Regions from separate parts of the Homo sapiens genome. Here region 2 is linked to region 1. A link is a contact called in ENCODE Hi-C data. All regions are on one chromosome and are shown on one strand. The core of a region is the stretch at or near the end of the contact, and the rest is flanking DNA. Distances in the headings are between cores, read along the strand shown.

What was found. A loop is a pair of places that touch in the nucleus more often than their neighbours do. Pooled maps may share reads with other maps.
Region 2: a loop to region 1 is called in a map of heart left ventricle, with 4 times the contacts of the local background. The contact joins two enhancer-like sites. A Hi-C loop is called at or near these places in 5 of 168 maps with a recorded cell type or tissue (endothelial cell of umbilical vein, gastrocnemius medialis, heart left ventricle and 1 more) and 5 of 50 pooled maps.

What each region holds. Positions count from the first base shown.
Region 1 is chr1:81,411,416-81,417,031 of GRCh38, reverse strand. It overlaps a transcript of ADGRL2 not described here. Among named protein-coding and RNA genes, the nearest start is that of ADGRL2, 390 kb to the left of the region's middle. RefSeq lists an enhancer at 2,254-2,548. Within about 2 kb of position 2,431, at least 4 of the 41 ENCODE cell types and tissues checked have a DNase peak (open chromatin) inside an H3K27ac peak, as active enhancers do.
Region 2 is chr1:81,475,055-81,481,283 of GRCh38, reverse strand. It overlaps a transcript of ADGRL2 not described here. Among named protein-coding and RNA genes, the nearest start is that of ADGRL2, 320 kb to the left of the region's middle. Within about 2 kb of position 2,968, at least 3 of the 41 ENCODE cell types and tissues checked have a DNase peak (open chromatin) inside an H3K27ac peak, as active enhancers do.

The sequences.
Region 1 (5,616 bases), core at 1,182-3,681:
AAATTTTAAGGCAGTAATTCTTAAGCACGTTCTGAGAACTACGTGCCTGAGAATTACCTGGGAAACTTGTTAGAAATGCTGTAAATTCTTGGGATCTATGCCAGGTCTACTGAGCCCAATTCTAAGATAATTAATTTCAGAACCTGTTTTACTACATACATAATCAAAGATGCTTCTTAAGAATGGACAACTTTCAGTACCACTCTTCTAAAGGAACTATTTCACCTATATGACTACTTGGCACCACTGACCAAATTAAAGTAAACCCGTAGTATTAGGGAACTCTGAATTTGTGGAATGAAGAGAAGTTGAGTATTTTCTGGTGAATTTCTACATTTAGTAGGTTATCTTATACATGATAGACATTCAACCAATATATATGTTAGATGAATGAATAAATGGAATTTTATCAATTATATGAAGACAAATACCATTTGGATGCAAAATGTGAACGTTAAAATAGGAAATCACAGCTAAAGATATTCAAAGGAAACTGATTATTTAATCTACTACATGTATTCAATAATATTTGGAATATGAGAAGATAAACAGATAATTTAAAGTCAAGTTACAGAGGAGGTAGCACGCAGGGAACAAGCTGAAGTATAACCATAAAAACTCTTTAGCAAGTCTCTGTTAATGTAAGAGGTAGAGATGAATGTGCTGGCCATTAAATTTTGTGTTTTTTCTTTTCTTTTCTTTTCTTTTTTTTTTTGCAAGAAGGTTGTTCAGGGTATATACAGTACAGTTTCTATATTTAAAAAAAGAAATATGGGGGATAAATATATTGCACTTTAAAGATCAAGAATGTAACTGTTTTCACCCTTACAAATTTGCTGAAAGTAACATTACTTCTGTTTTAGCAATAAGGAAAAGGAGACCGGCCAGGCACAGTGGCTCACGCCTGTAATCCCAGCACTTTGGGAGGCCGAGGTGGGCGGATCGTGAGGTCACAAGATCGAGACCATCCTGGCTAACATGGTGAAACCCTGTTACTAAAGGTCTCTACTAAAAATACAAAAAATTAGCCTGGCATGGTGGCGGGCGCCTGTAGTCCCAGCTACTCGGGAGGCTGAGGCAGGAGAATGGCATGAACCCGGGAGGCCGAGCTTGCAGTGAGCTGAGATCGCACCACTGTACTCCAGCCTGGGCGACAGAGCAAGACTCCGTCTCAAAAAAAAAAAAAAAGGAAAAGGAGATACTGTTCTTCAAATGTTTATTCATGTATTCATCCATTCAGCAGGTGTTTATTGATTTCCTAGTATGTGCAGGAATGCTGCCTCTATTAGTATTTCAGGACTAGCCCAGAAGGAAACATTCTCCTTTTTATCGCAGATGGTCACCCACTGAAGTCAGATGCTCTGATTTGGGTCATACTCGCAGGGAGTATTTGTAAGCCAAAGACATTAGCATTTACAGCTAATTCTTACTTTGTTGAACCGAGCTGTCCAAACTTAAAAGCATGTACTCAACTCTTTACCAACCATCATTATGAACTGCAGTGGTATCTCCCTTTCCTCTTATCGTATCTTTTTTTAGGGACCCCTCTCTTCCCCACTATTATTAAACTGGGTGTGTCTACATCCTGCTTCTTTTGTAATAATCTTTTGAACTTCTTTAATAAATTAATGGACTAGTCTGTAACTACTGAGGCCACTATTGAGTAATTTTAACAAAGACACACACACACTGGTGTTTCTTAATTAAGAATGTGGTGAGTAGATAAGGGTATTTGGCAGTAGTTGACATCAGCAAGTCATTCAAAATTCTTCCGTGATACTACTAATTTGTTTATAATAGCCTTTTAATTGCAACATATAAACAAAGACAAATGTGGGTTGGATTCTATGTAAAAAGTGTCAATCTTGTCTTTTCTGCTTAAAAGAGTTATAATTTCCACTTCTGGTGCAGTTGAAATAAGGAATAAAAGCTATATCCCTTGTGTTTGGTTGACAAGCTTTTAATGTTCAGGTTCCTTTTCTGAAAGGTGGCCTTTCTTTACACAACGTCTGTTGTCAGTTGGTAGCATTGTGTAGTCTAGGAGAAATCACAGAGATGCAGGTGTCTTATGAATAACCAGATGGGAAACGGAAGATGATCAAACTTCTTCCTAGACCCTATGAGTCAAACAGGAATGACAAAAGATTTTCCTTTGCAACTGGGAGGAGAGTGAAATCGAATTATAAAAAGTCTTGTATACAAATGACAATAATGCCTAACATAAGCCTCCTCCTTAAAGACAGGAAATCTGTTTTCTAAAGCTTTTCCCATCACCAAAATACAGCCAGAGTCTGCTATGAGACTCAGCAGCTGTTAAACAGTGCCAGAAACACTGATGAACGTCCAAGACATTTCCTTCAAGCAAAGTAATATCCTCCAAAGAGCACGTTCGGAGATCGTTCACATGGACTCAGAGGGGAGAGCGCCACCTATCGTATCACGGCGGCAGTGTCCAGGGCACCTGGCCATCCTTCCAGCCTCCCTTGCACCACCCACCAGCACATCCTGTTCTGCCCCAGAGAGCTGCTGATAGTAATGTTCTGAGATGGTCTGAAGTTCACCTAAGTGTGCTCATATCACGCTCTATAATGTGAGGAAAACACACGAATTTAAATCAGTTTTTAAAACAACCAGGCCTCTCTTCTCATTTACTAGAATGGAAAAAATTCACTTTTATTACCTCGAAGATGCCAAACAGTGCCATTTTATTACTGTGGGAAGCTGGAAGTCATTTCCGAACCCTTTTGGCAAGGGTGCTATGTAGAGCATCCAGTTCAGTCCTTTAAGTGTCTTCTGAGAACCACCACACAGACTGTGATTTACTGTCTTCAGGAGTTAAAGGGACCCTTTCTACCCTGAAACTGAAGAAAGAAAGGTGAAGTGTGTTTACCAAGCATCCCAATGAGACTTGCAAGAATATGATACAGCACAGAGTGGGGAGCCAGAGGTAAAGAATGCTTTGGTAACCCACGTTTTTCAGCATCTACTTTTGCATTGCTTTAAATGATTATGTTGGCAGCCTTTAGCAGTTGTGATGATTTTTGTATTTGATCAATTGGTCTTTAGGCGACTTTCACAGATATCTACACAGAGTGGCAATAGGACTCCTTTTCCCCTTCCTCTTTGATGTTTGCATCTTAAATAGATTTTTGGTACACTTCCACAGTAAATGCAGTGTCAGAGGGTAAATATATATGTGTATGTGTATGTGTGTATATACAGAGATAGATAACATACCACTGTGAAAAACAATTACATAGTCTATCACATAAAAAATGAGAAGCTGTCTGATAGTGTAAAAGGAAATCTAATAAACTCTTTTTCTTGACAAAAATCAGTGAACTACTGACCTCAAGTAGAAAGACCAATCTTTATTTGCCTTTATATTTTTAAACCCTGATAAGTAGTCATCCAAAACAACTCTCGAACGAGGACATGACATTTTTTTCTTGTAAACAACCTCACATCTTTCATGGAGCAATGTCTCTAGCAATTACATTCTTAATAGAATATTGTATTTATAAGCTATATCATAAGGGCATCCGTAATGGTAGCCTACAGTTTCCATGTCTTTTTTTTTTAAGTGAAATTAATGTTTTCTTACGATACTTTGGTTATTAATGACAAAAACATTTTTTTTCCTGCTCTGCCTGGTGAGTAAATACAACACAATACTTGGAGTGGATGAATTTATTACAATATTGGAAATATTATTTGGTCTGTTTCTTTTTGGGGCCAGGATGATATATCTGTTCTGAAGTAGAGGATTCACACTTGACGGTAGGCTTAGGAATTTATGCTGCTTTCATTGCTAAATCTAGCAGGGGTTCTAGAAGCCAAACCTTCAAGTAGCGCCTGATAGGCAAACGGCTGAGGTGGGTGGAGGGCTACATCCAGGGAGTCAGGAATGCAGTGCATTCCTGGTAATTCGAAGGTAATTAGAGGAATAAAAGTCCCCTTTACTTAAGAGGAGTGAAATCAAGCCAAAAACTTTGATATATGCATAACAAAAAAGTAGAGAAAACATCCAAGAACAAATTTATCACCAGCTGACTGAGTCATCATTAATGGCCATTAAAATAAAACAATAGAAAAAAGAATAGTAATTAAAGATAAGGTAGAAAAATGACTGAATTTTTTTTCAAAGTTCCTCTTTTTAGAAATACACCCAGGAAGCTCTGTCTATTTAAAACTGGCACACACATTGGACTGACTCATATGTTTCCTATGTGTATGTCACTTATTCTTTTATATTTCCATCCATCCATGTATTCATCCATCAATAAATCTATACATCCTTCACCCAATTATCCATCTATTGCAACCAAGTATTTATCAATTATTTTCTTCTTTCATCCTCTTGTAAATCCAACGTGTTTTAGGTGGCTGCTACATAACAAGTAATATTACTAGTGATAGAAAGACATAGAAGATGGAGTCTCTTCCCCCAGCGAGCTTAGAGTCCAAGTGGAGAGAAAGTTAAATATATCATTACTACACTATGTGATACATGACATGATAGCACTACACTATGAAGATAGAAAGGCTTCTAAGTTAGAGAGGTGGATCTGGGGAAGCTAACATTAAAGTTGAACTGTAAGAGAAGATGGTGAAGAGGAAAGATAATTCTAGACAAAAAGCATGGTATATGCAGTGTGTCCTTAATTATTGGTATTCATTTATATTCACAAAATCATTTAACAAAACTCCACTCCTTAAAACATAACATGATATAATGATTCAATTAATAATGACTTGTGGAGGCAATAAAGCTTGGTGGTTACATGCACTGCCTTTGGAACCAGATTTCCTGGGCTTGAATCCTGGCTCTTATTCTGTCTACCTGTTAACCTAAGGGAAATTACTCAACTTTTCTCTGCATCAGTTTCCCTTTCTTCAACCGGGGATAGTAACTGTATATCTTATAGTGAGTATTATGTGAATTTATGCATGAAAAACTTATGTATATTTGGTAGAAATAATTTCTCAATACATATTAAGTAGGATAGTATTTTTCCCTTGGTTAAAATGATCTTACTGATGATCCTTTTTGAAGAGATGTCTAAGAGCTATCAGAATCTGAGACTTACTACATTCAGAAACCAAACCAAAGAGGATTCACCTTTCTTAAAACTTTTTTTTTTTTTTTTTTAAGACGGAGTCTCGCTTTGTTGCCCAGGCTGGAGTGCAGTGGCGCGATCTCAGCTCACTGCAAGCTCCTCCTCCCGGGTTCACGCCATTCTCCTGCCTCAGCTTCCCGAGTAGCTGGGACTACAGGCGCCCGCCACTGTGCCCAGCTAATTGTTTGTATTTCTAGTAGAGATGGGGTTTCACCGTGGTCTCGATCTCCTGACCTTGTGATCCGCCCACCTCAGCCTCCCAAAGTGCTGGGATTACAGGCGTGAGCCACCGCTCCTGGCCCTTTCTTAAAACTTTAAAACTATTTCCAGTAGTGAGGAAAACCTCTAGAAATTCACTCAGATTCCTGAGTTCAAATTCTGTCTTTGCTACCTTCTAACTTTGAGGTCATTAGCAAGTTGCTTAATGCCTGTGCCTCAGTTTCTCATCACAAATGCAGATGCTAACGACACCAATATCTCCCTCATGGGGCTGCTG
Region 2 (6,229 bases), core at 1,719-4,218, 64 kb before region 1:
AAAGCCTTGTTTCTAAAGTTAAATTTTGCGGAATTATCTCCTTATTGATAGTTTATGGGGCTTCTTAGTTTAGAAATCTCAATTAGCTCCTCCATTACTTTCACAAACAATTTCTAGTATCTATGGTTATTTTTATTATGTTTAAAAGGATTGTTACTAGACACTGATGGAAATCATGGAAAAACACTGAACAACAATTTTTATTGTTATCCAATGTTCAAATTAAATTTCTTTAATTTGTATTTATTTTCAACTCCAATGAGTAGTTTTATTGATAACGACTAATTTTAACAAATAAATGACATAAATGCTGAAATATACTTATGATCTAACCCTTAAAGGATACAGACGTTCAGGAGAATTTCTTCATAACTGTAAGATTTAAGTTGATAAAATTGTCACAACAAGTAATATTTAAATTATTTTAACACAGCATATATGGTTGAATGTGGGTGCTGAGTGGGGTAAATTCCTGTACTAGATGACCTTGCCTTTTTGCACTTCAGTTTCCTTATCTGGAAAACAGGTTTAATGAAAACTAGACATCAGATAACTCATTGTTAGGATACAATGAGTTTTCAAAAACCACTTAGTCGTTATATAAGTGAATGCTAGCTCATATGAAAATAAATATTTGTCTATTATGACTATAAATCAGTAAATTTTTAAAATGTATACTTCCTTTCCCTAATATGGTCAGCTATATCTTGTATAATTTAAAAAATATTTTCCATCTTTCTTATACAGAGAAAGAAAGGGTGGGCTTATGCTATATGTTCTGAAATTAAAACTTATAATGTGAAATATTACTCTGCTTCAGGACGAACTGTCAAAATAAACATCATATAGTTCTTAACTGACCAACTAAGAATATTTCAGTTTCATCTGGTAATGCTAGACTAGGCATCTATATTTTTGGTATAAAGAAGAAATGAAGGTAACTATTATTTACTGTGCTAAATACTTGACTTTTTACCTTATCTAGCTGTAGTAATAGTCATATGAGTTCAGTATGATTTTGTCTATTATAAATGATAAAACCAGTCTCTGAAAAGTTCATCCACCAGGCCAAGGAAAATGGTAATAATGCTGGAAACGAATGCCTAAAGCCTCCTAGTTGCCCTTGTTTCTTGTTTCTTAGGAGGAAGATTCTGGTTGAAGAATCTTTAGCTGGTTTCCAGCCTTGTGCTGTATAACAGAGACTAGGCTTGAGACCTCCCTCTTCTATCATCAGCTATGTGACACCAGCCCATGACTTAATTTGTCTGAAATTAAGTTTCCTTACCTACAAAAAATCAGAATTTTCATGAAAACTATATTAGATAATGTCCATAAAACTTCGGTTGCAACTTAAGGTATCATTTTGACTTAAAATGTTACTAATAAAAGTGTGATTTTGAGTTAAGAGAACAAATGAAGACATCTAAATTAGGAAACCCCATAAACTATCAATAAGGAAATAATTCCACAAAATTTAAGCTTTAGAAACAAGACTTTCCTGGTTAAATTCGCTCAGATGTAAAATCACATGGGAAATGTTTCCTCCACTGGGGTTATTTGTTAGTTCCAGAAAGAGAGAAAGAGAAAGGAATTAGAAGGATGCAATAATCAACATTCTTTTTAGTACTGTAGTCATCCATTTGAGGTTGTTTTCCCTGTCTCTCGTAAGGTTGCTGAGAATACTATATAAAAAGGAAGTAATTTTAATTTCAGTTTTTCATTCCTTATCTCCAAAATGTGGGTATCTGATGCCTACAGAGTATCTAAAGGCGTTTAAGAAGAAATTTCTTTTTTTTTATTTTTCAGACGGAGTCTCACTCTGTTGTACTCTGGAGTGCAATGGCGCGATCTTGGCTCACTGTAACCTCTGCATCCTGGGTTCAAGTGATTCTCCTGCCTCAGCCTCCCGAGCAGCTGGGATTACAGGTGCCCGCCACCACACCCAGCTAATTTTTTTTTTTTTTTGTATTTTTAGTAGAGACAGGGTTTTGCCATGTTAGCCAAGCTGGTCTCAAATTCCTGACCTGAGGTGATCCACCCATCTCGGCCTCCCAAAGTGCTGGGATTACAGGCATGAGCCACCACACCCAGCCTATAAGAAGAAATTTTTTAAAAAAGAAAAAAATATTTTAATCAAGTTTGCCAATCTTGGGGACAAAAACCAAGAGATATACAAATTGGTTACAAAATACATTAACAGACATTATTTTTACACAATACTTTCAAACACAATATATAATAAGATGTTTTATAAAGAAATGAGTTAAATACTGATGGTGCAATAACTGTATGGAAAAACAGAAGATCATTAAGCTTTCACTTGTAGCTCACTGTGCAGTCTTGGATATTAGCACCCTGAGTTATTGAGAAATAACTGCAATGAAACAGAATGCATCTAGTAAGCATCTCATTTTTTGTTCCATTGAAACAAGAAAAAAAAAACTCAAATAAATGCATGCAGATGCCAGTATTTTTCTCATAACTTACACTGATCAACAAGCATCACCAAAAATGCTAAAAGCAATCAGCACAAACTCTGAACCACAGAGAAATCGTGAGGCAGTGTAGCGACTTCCTTAATGTGAATAGCATTAAGAAGAATCTGAACACTGCCACTATTAATAAGACGACTACAAATTGTAGCCGATCAAACCAGAAGGAGCCTTGAATGTATTTGCTGGGAATTGCTTAAGGCTTAAACACCAGCGACTTGAAACAAACTGTTCTTATCACCTTTTTCCAAACAGAGATTTAAATTTACAATGAAAGTGCCAGCACCAGCTGCACTTAAAGCAAGCACCACATGTCTCGATAAGCTCCAAGAAAATGGAATGGAGCCCAGTTCAAGCTGGAGGTGTCGTCTAGCTGTAGCCAGCTGGGTGACACCAAACTGAAAGTGATGAGGTGCTAATTAAAGTGGATGAACAGAGTCTCATTGTAGGCACCTGCCAGTGGCCTCTGCAGAATCATCTAGAGCCCTGGGCATATCGCCCAGCCTGTACGGCCACAGGAACCGAGCATGGATTCCTGCATCTCTTATCTGATACCTCACCTCTCCGATGTTCCCACTGTAGTTTTAGTTGGAGATAATGACTCCTCCTGCCCCTTGCTCCTATTTACCGACTCCCCCAAGGAATAATTATCGCAGGATGCAAACTGTTGAGCACAGACTCTTTCTGAAAGCAGTATTTTTTTTTAAAGACAATACATTAAAGTGTATGTTTAAAGAAAACCCCCAAAAATAAACAATGCAAAAAAATTACTCTCAAATATACAAAAAATGCTCTCTTCAGTTTTGGAACACAGTGTGCCATTTGTTCCGTTCACACTTTTCTCCCCTCTTCCTTCCTGAGCCACACAAGATGACGCTGCAGCCAGAATGACATCGTAGTGATGGATCATTCAAAAATGTTTGCAGCAGCTGTGGTAGCTGCTTTTCAAAACAGAGAACACAACACGACCTGAAGCAGCTGAATCACTAAAATAAAAAACACTTTCTTCTTATTTAAAATTCTAGCTTTTCGTTACCAAAGTTTTCATGACTTTAGACTGTTTAATACAAAAATATATTGATTCTCTAACATGCAGTATATTTACTAAATGGCTGCATGCATCTGTTTTGTTCTTTACAGGATTAATAAACTAACTACTGAAGAGCTATCCTACAAACTGCAGGAGTGCCAGGGCATATTGTGAACTTTAGGAGTCTGTGTAGTCTACATTTTCTCATTATCCAAAAGATCCTTTTGCAACTGTCCTGTGTTGGAAGCCGTCACTTTGCCAGGAAACTTGTTTCTTTGCTGTGTCTCTTAAGAAGTTATTTGATAAAATGACAGAAATCTATATTCATGTAATTTCTCTTCACTGCTCCAGCCCTGTTTTCTGTAGAAACAGAATGAATCCACATTTCCTTATTTATTTATACATGTTTTCTTCAGGTTGGCATGAAAATATTATTGGCTGTCAGGATAGTCAGGTGTTAGGAGTAATTCTGGCTTTACGATATGACAGCCTATTGGCCTTTTGGGCAAGTTACTTAACCTCTTATTGTCTCCATTTCCTCATCTGTAAAATGGGTATAATAATCCATCTTGGAGGGCTGGTGTGCCTATTATGTGATATGACACATGTAAACCATAGCACAGTGCATGGTGGGTACATAGTATTGGTTCCAGGGTGGGTTAGTGGCAATGGTCAACCAATCTGAGGAACAGAACGAAAAGTAGTTCTGTGAACAGAGAGGATAAGTTTTATTTGGGCAAGTTGAAATGAGCTATGTGTGGGACATCCATGGATATTTCCACAGGGCAGCTGAAATGCAAAACCAGTAATATTTAGGGTACCTGGACTAGGCAGGTAAATGTGGGTGATTTAAAAATACAGTTTAATCGATGGATGTTGATAAAATTTCTAAGATAAGCATTTGGAATGGCGAATCTGAGGACAGAATCTGAGAGGATATCTATAGTCAATGAAGGAGAAGCCAGAATGAGAAAAAGGTAGAATGACTGCAGAAAAAACACAGGATATCACAGGTTAAACTGCACAATGTTATCTGAAAGAAGGTGTAATGGGACATGTTTAATGATGTACTAGAAATTGGACACTTAGGAATCCTTTAAATAGCAACTTTGCGAGATTTCTATGGAATCCATTGAAAAGAATTGACAGGAAAATGGGAGAAGGAAAATGGAAGGTAAGCAGGCACAACGTTTCAATAAATTTGTGTAGAAAGAGAAGAGAAGAAGGATCTGGGCTTGAGGTGAAAAAGCACAGGTGGAGGAGGTGTTCACTTTGGAAAGGAGAAGGGACATTGTTTCTTTGGTAAATATAATCCATCTTTTTCTCTTCTTCTTGAGCACTAGGATAATATTTGGCTCATACCCAGTTTCTGATACATTTCCTACTCCTCACAATTTTTGCTGCTTTACTTAGATATTTTTGCAGCTTTACTTAGACTACCTCACCAATCATATTGTCAAGTTCTCTCAGTATTTTAAGGTATAATAGTGGAGACCTAAAGGATGTGATCTAATCAAAAGATTGTACTTTCTTCCTTCCTTGTTTCATTCTTTTTTGCTTTCCCTTTCTTTCCTTTTTTTCTTTTTCTTTCTCTCTCTGTCACTTATGCTCTTTCTCTTTCTTTCTTTTTTTCCTACCCATATATTTAAGTGTCTAGTGTGAAGGCTTTTCTCTTCAGTGGAAAATATAAATTCAGACGTAGGTTCCTCAATGTTGACGTAGCTGGGATTCCCTGACACCTATGGAAGCACTGCTTCCTCTGAACACTCACTGGTTTTCTTGTAGCAGAGAACTTTCCCTTCTGGCATAGAAATGGAAATACAAGGCACTTATGCCCTATTCCTGCTACTTGCCCCCGTGGCAGAGATAACTAACTACTCATGACAGCTTTCCTACACAGATTGTAATAGCCTCACAATTTTTCTGAACATCCTCCTCCAGGAAGGGCACTATTAACCCAAGTTGACACTTGAGTTGTCAGCAATTTGATATCCCTACTCTTTGTGTCTTTTCTGTCATCTACTTGTCCCAGTCTTTATCACTTACAGTTTTTCTTGTCTTTTGTACTTCTCTGTCCATCTCCTCCCCCCAAATAATCCTTTTAGTATGAGAGATCTTTGCTTTTCTCTTTAGGAAAGATGAACCCATTTACAAAATTATTAAAGGTTTTAGCATTCTTTTTCCCTCATCCATCAAATGACGGCACATCTTAGGCTAACATTGGTCAAATTGTAACATAGTAAAATAGGTATTCCTAATTCTTTTTCACAAATTATTCTAAAATCTGCATAAATGCTTTAAAAATCTTTTGAGAAAGAGCTCACCTATGTCACCTAAAGGCTAGTAGATACCTTTGAGCAAAGATGTCAGACAGCAGAGAAAGAGGAAGAGTTGTCAAGACGTAAACAATAGTAATAAAAACTGAGATGGTACTCAGGGGAGTAGCTGATTATGCATGCATCTTTTTAGCTAAGTTCACATACTCAGATAAAATAATCACCACCATCCTATATTTTGAAAGGCAGTAATGACTTATGCCCATGAGTGTCATTTTCAGAAAGTGTTTAGATACAAGTTTTCTTTAAAAAAACAAAACTAGATGTTTAGCATTGTGTTTTATCCTTATTGTTGATTTTGAGGTGCAACAATTGATGTCAATGAGCTCTAGGAAACCAAGGAAATAGAAGGCTAAAGACTTGGGGGGCCT